2 separate regions of the Homo sapiens genome follow, and region 2 is linked to region 1. A link is a loop called in an ENCODE intact Hi-C map of the cell type or tissue named here. Cell type or tissue: heart right ventricle. All regions are shown on one strand. Links, peaks and the distances in the headings refer to the core of each region. The heading gives the core; the rest is flanking DNA.

Region 1 (2,900 bases), core at 187-2,686:
CATTTCGGAAAAAGCTCCTCCCCCATTCACAAAGCCCTTCTCCTTCCACGTGGGAGCCGAGGTCCCAAAGTGGAACCAACTCTGTAGCTTAAGGGAGGTGCATTCCTGGCCCCTCACTTTCTAACCCTCACCTTAAGTGGAATATGTAGATAATATGTAGATCATTAACCATTGTTGGTGTCTGAAGCCTGTTCAGTTTTTTTAGCAACGACACTCGGTGAGAACCAGTTGTAGTTTGCATGTGTATATGCCTAGTCCCTCCCTCAGTGAATGTTTTAGAAAGTGATCTGCTTTAGCTGTTTACCTAACTAAATTTAACAGATGGTTGCCTAGAGTTGGCTTAATATTCACAAAAATTGTGATGAAATGGTTGGGATCTTATGAATGGGACAAGTGATGATTTTGTTTCTATAGAGAATTGTGACTTTTGTCCTAGGTAATAATAGAGACTTCGTTTTTCCCAAAGATCGGTTGGTGTTTAAAGGATGGGAACCCTGAATAGCTGCTGTTGTCTGCCCCTGATCCTGGTGGTGGCCAGCCTTGCCTTTGGTTTTGTTGCCTTCTGTGAGTCCAGAAAAGCCCTGGAGGCAGGGGTGAGGGGGGAGAGGGAGGGCTGGGCTTTTCATCCGTGGGGTTCTAAAAATCCTTCTCATTTATAAAATACAAAAATACTTACCTTCCATTGTATTGCTGATTTGTGCTTCCTCCAAAGCTCTCCTCTGATCAGCAGAAATGTGCTTCTTGCATTAAAACAAATCCTTAATTATGACTAAAAGAAACTGTCAGCTGCCTTAAAGATTGTCTGGAAATAGTGGCAATATTTCTGTGTCTCATTCCAGCCCACGTTGTGGCAGAAGCCTGGAAGGGCCACGTTAAAGGATGTGTCACAGAGACAGTGTGTGTAGGTCTTCCTGCAGCACAAGCAAGCTCAGGGCTTGTAAAGTCCAGCTTATCGTGGCTGTGCTCCAGCCATGCCTGAAATCTGGCCTCCAGCAATCTGTCCCGTCCCAGGACAAACAAAAACTTTATTATGGAGTCATGGAACCTGAGGAAGTTTCTCTGGAAGGAACCGAAGACCTAGACCGTGGAGGGAGATCAACTCCTCTGGCCTAATGGGGCTTTTCTTTTTCCAAGATGGAATTTAAAAATCTCATCTATAAAATGAGGCTAGCAAAGAATCATTTTATGGTGTAAGTGGCCAGAATCTAACCTGGAAGTGATAGTATTGTACCTGCCGCAGGTGTGTGTGTGGCAGCGGGAGGGTGGAGAGGGGAAATGAGAGGAGAAGAGTTTGGAGGGGAAAACAGAGCATTCGAGGTTTCTCTGCTGGAGGGGGTGAAAGGCCAGGAGTTTGTGCACCTTTCCTTTTAAATGAGCTCTAGCTGTGAGTTTATTATTTTGCTGATGGATGGTCTTTCGTGCAGTCTAGAAGTGCAAACACAGTCGGCTTATCCGCTGCTTGTTCAGGTCCAGGGAGACCAAGGGAACGGGTGGGGGCAGTGCTTGCAAATCCATCTGGATCCTGGACACCCCACTTGGTGTTGCTGCAGCCAGCTCCCAGGCCTGCCCACCTGGAGTACAGCCAGCGCCAGCAGCGGGCAGGGCCCGAGAGAGCTCTTAAAGCCATGTCCCAGGAACGGTTGAGGGAACTGAGAATGTTCAGCCTGGAGTGGAGACACCCCTGGGAAGCCCAACATTGTCCTCTGTGCGGTCATGTGGCCTTACTCTGCTCGGAACAGGGAGGCCTTGCTGTTGGAGCTGCCGGGCCAGATGGGCTGCGTGGGCTCCTGGCACAGGCAGAACTTGGCTGACCATTGGCTCCCAGTGCCAGCCAAGGCTCTGCAAACACCCGAGACCCTGATGGAGACTCAGGCTTTGGGAGCACCTCCTAATGAGCTGGGGAGGATACTGTGTTTTCTTCCCAGTGGGGGGTGACCAATAATCTTAAAGTTTTTTCCCTTTCTCCAGACGTTCAGCTGTGGTCCGCACTCTGGATTGCTCTATCTGCCCTGCGGACTGGATAGAGGCTCAGCGTAGATGCCCAGCTGACCTGACATTTCCTACCCATATTTCCTAGTGTTTCAGGAGCAGGCAGAGACAGACCTGATTCCTTTATCTCGGGGCTTTCAGATTACGGAATAGAAGTCACACTAGGAGGGCAATCAATAAAGAGTATATTTTGCTGTACAGATACCAATATGCACATATAAGTGCCTACAAGTAAAATCTGGGAATGTTTTTGATCTTAAAAACATTTCACAGTCATTAATCTTCACGACGCTCCTGCGGGCTGGGTAAATAGAGCAATTCCTATTTTATGCCAGGAAGAAATATTGAATTGCCTCCCCCAAGTCATAAAGAGGCTGTTTTTCCTCCTTGTTCCTGTGACTCGCGGTGTGGGGGGCCTGGGGCGCCTGGAACCCCTGCGATCCGCTCAGACTGACTCCAGGACGACTTCCGGTGTCCTGCGCGACCTTCTGTTGCGGGGAGCGCCAGTCCGCCACACCTGGCCGCGCTCTACCTGGAGGGGGCGGGGTCTCCTGCATTTCCCGGACCGCGGGGGTGCCCCACCCTGCTGCAAGGACGGGCCTCCTGGCGTCCGGGCTTCTGGGGTCCCGGGGTCCCGGGGTTCCTGGCTCCCGAGCCCCAGGTGAAGCCCCCTCCATCCCTGGGGTTCGCCCCTCTCCTCCCGGCGGGTGGACCTGGAGGCCCCGCCCCCGCGGGCCAGAACACCTGGCGGCGCGGCCCCGCCCCAGCTGTGCCCTCTTCCCCCCGCAGGGCACTTGGCGGCCCCACCCTGGCCCCTCCGCGGGCCGCGGTATCTGACACCCCCGGGCCCCCCCACCTCGCGCCTCGCCTTTACACTTGTAAATGGAGCCGCTTCCCGCCGCGGGGAAGTC
Region 2 (2,900 bases), core at 125-2,624, 150 kb after region 1:
GCATGTTGAGGGGGGCCTCTGCCCAGCACCCCGTGTGAGCTCGTGAGTGCTGAGTGCAGAGGCACAAGAAGCAGACCGCTGGCATCGAGCGTCCTCGGGAGAGGGCCAGGTGGGCACTGTGCTTGCTCTGTGTTTGGAACACGCCACCCCTGCATTTTGGGGGTGGGGGCTGTACTCTGCCTTACGAGTGCTGAGGTGCCCCAAATTCATGAGGCACCATGAATTCCAAGGCAGCAGCCTGGCCTTGGAACAGCTCTTCCTGTGCTCCAGGAATAGCCCAGGCGCTATTTCCCCACCTCTCTCCCATCGGCTAAGGCCCCAGTGGGCCCCGGTGCTTCCGGGACGGGCTGGGTGTCAGATGGGCTCTGTGTGTGAGCGGAGTGTTACATACATCTGAGAATCCTGCTCTCGGGCACCACCGGCCACGTTTTCAGGGAGGCCACCCCCATGGGCTCCAGCTGTCTCTCCACAGCCTTAGCCTGGGGCATGGAGTGTATGGGTCAGAATCTTAGTTGAATCCTTCACGGCCAGTCGGGGCAGCACCCAGGTACCGGAAGCACTGGGTGGGTCTTGGTGTCAGGAGCAGGGCTGGGGAGCCGGGCGAGCAGGGAGCTGCCCGTACACTCACAGGGGTCAGGACGCAGTGGGGTGGGGCTGCCCCACGGGCAAATCCCAAAGCAAAAGGCCAGGGAAGGAGAGAGAGTCACTCAGATTCCACACCCCTTAGGGTCCTGGAAGCAGCAGCTTCACACATCCACCCCTCACCCTCCCCACACCCCTCACTTGCTACCAGCCACGGCGTCCTTCCGAGCCCCTCTGTTGGAACAAAGACACTCCAGAAGATGTGAGTCTTCAAAGGCGTGTTTAATATAAACTAAAATTTTCCATCTTTCCCTGGCACAAACAAGGATATTTTTGTTTGAAAACAAATGTCCTTTGTGCTCTGGGTAGAGCTGAAATCCCAAGTTTCAACAGCAGAGGAGAATACAGCTTCATGTGCCAGGGGCTCTCAAATCCTTGTCCCCCGCACCTCTTGCTTCTCCAGCACGTCGGCCCCTCACCACACAGCTCCCAGGCCCATACGGGTGCTGACCCTGCCCTTCCTCGGCTGGACCAGACGCTGCTTTCCAGGGAGAGAGGGGAGGTCCTTGCCTGTGGAACTTCCTATTTCTCCATTTCTAGAAGTGCCCCGCACAGGCAGTGGGGCCAGAAAGGCACCAAGGCCTCAATGACAGGGGGCCTGGGAGGGCCGAGATGGGAGGTTGTGTTCCCTGAGTTCTGAGACCCACAGAAGACGACCAGGACCAGGGACTGCGGTTTTGGAAAATGTAGAAGGGCTGTGAGTGGTGGATTTTCATTGATCCTGGTCCCATCTGATAAGGGCGCTTGGAAGACATCTGCGGGGCCCTTTTAAAGGGCACTTTTCGAATGTAGACTCTGGAGGCGGAAAATGAGCCTCTGTCCAGACGTCCTTTGTCTCCGAATGCATATTCCCCACATCATGCGGTCAACGGGCCTTTTGTGCTGAGGGCTGGGAGCGGCAGGTGGCTGCAGGCAGGCCCTCTCCTGATGAAAGAGGGTCCCTCGCAGGCCCAGAAAACAAGGCCCTCCATGTTGCACGAGGCAGCACACTAGGCCTCTGGTGACACCTTCTGGGATCGCAAGGCTCTGAGCTGTCAGCCCTGGAATGACAGGCGAGAGTCAGCGCTTCACGGCAAGAGCAGGGCAAGGCTTGAGGAAGCTGCTCACCTGCACTTCTCCCCACGAGCCGGGAAGACCTCGAGAGGGCCCTACACCCCTCCCCACCCCCGCCGCCTCTAGCAAGCTGGTTTATGTGGTTTCCTTGCCAGCGGCAGTCATGAAGGGATTAAAGCACGATGGCACTGACCGTGAGAGAAAAGCAGCTTGCCTCTTTGGGGCCGTTTTCCAGGCTCCGTGGATGCTGGGAGGCCCAGCCTGCGAGTATCAGAGCCACCCATCGTGTGGCACTTGAAGGATCAGCTTGACTCATCCAGAAGGGAGGCTGCATCCACAGAGCGATAGAGGACAGCTAAGAAGATGCTCCCTCCGAGAGAGCGGTGAGGGTTATGGAGGTTCCTGGCAGTGGCGCCGCCGCGGTCTGGGTGGGAAGGTTCTGCCATCCCAGGCAGTGGCTGCAGCTCTTCCTCCTGCACCATCTCCCCGTCCTGGGACTCTGCACTCCGGTGAGCAGTGGAACCACGGAGCTGAATGTCCAAGTTCGGTGAGAAGACTGACCAGATGTCCTGCCTCAACCTGCCTTTTTGTGCCACCCACCCACCCGGGTGCCTTTACACACGTGGCCTTGTGGGGTCTCCCAGCCAGCATCAGCTCATCTCCTAGGAGGAGGTGCTGCTGTTGACGCCAGGCAGCACTGCCGAGCCAGCCCCGGCAGCAGCACGGAGCCAGCGTCCTTGAGGGTGATTCTGCTGCGGGGCCTCCCTGCTGGGCTTTAGCCTGCCCGAGGAATGAAAATTGTCCCAGCCGCCAAAGATTTTCTTGAACCTCTGGCATCAGCCTCAGTCTGTCTGACTTAATAATAACATGGCATGTGATCAAGCCCCAGCTTCTCTGCTGAGCTATTTCAAATGAATGAGGCCAGTTTCCTGCAAGATTCCTGGCATCCAGCTCGTGGGAAAGTTGGTCGGCCTCAGTCACCGTCAACCACACTGGTCCCTTGGCAGGGGTCGGTGGCCCAGAGGAGCCCTCAGTGGCCACGTTGGGTGGGTGGGTGACCTGCTCACAGTGGCTTCACCTTCTCTGAGCTGTGTGTCTTGCTAAGCGGGTCACTCTCAAGGCCCTAGACCTAGGGGTGGCCCTTGTGGGGAGACAGCCACGCAGCCATCTAGAAAGTGGGTTTGTGGCACCCACTGGTCTTGTTT

Evidence for each region. A loop is a pair of places that touch in the nucleus more often than their neighbours do. Peaks named below come from ENCODE experiments on the same cell type or tissue, not always from the same donor. Only the 100,000 strongest peaks of a DNase experiment are listed, where the experiment ranks them.
Region 2: a loop joins it to region 1, with 2.6 times the contacts of the local background. A loop is called at or near these places in 28 of 110 quality-filtered maps.

What each region holds. Positions count from the first base shown.
Region 1 is chr10:125,151,956-125,154,855 of GRCh38, reverse strand. The region is part of intron 1 of CTBP2 (C-terminal binding protein 2); the gene reads left to right. Among named protein-coding and RNA genes, the nearest start is that of CTBP2, 7.2 kb to the left of the region's middle. RefSeq lists an enhancer at 2,416-2,900. In heart right ventricle, for the core only: a CTCF peak has its summit at 1,523; a DNase peak (open chromatin) is centred at 1,625; H3K4me3 peaks cover 86 bases; H3K27ac peaks cover 2,310 bases.
Region 2 is chr10:124,999,440-125,002,339 of GRCh38, reverse strand. All of the region lies in intron 5 of CTBP2 (C-terminal binding protein 2), which reads left to right. It overlaps LOC124902520 (a long non-coding RNA gene), which reads right to left and starts at 2,488. Exons shown (of 2, transcript XR_007062329.1): 1 at 1,889-2,488; 2 at 846-1,682. RefSeq lists an enhancer at 1,499-1,999. In heart right ventricle, for the core only: a CTCF peak has its summit at 1,649 (motif pointing left); DNase peaks (open chromatin) are centred at 589, 1,769, 1,949 and 2,589; H3K27ac peaks cover 2,500 bases.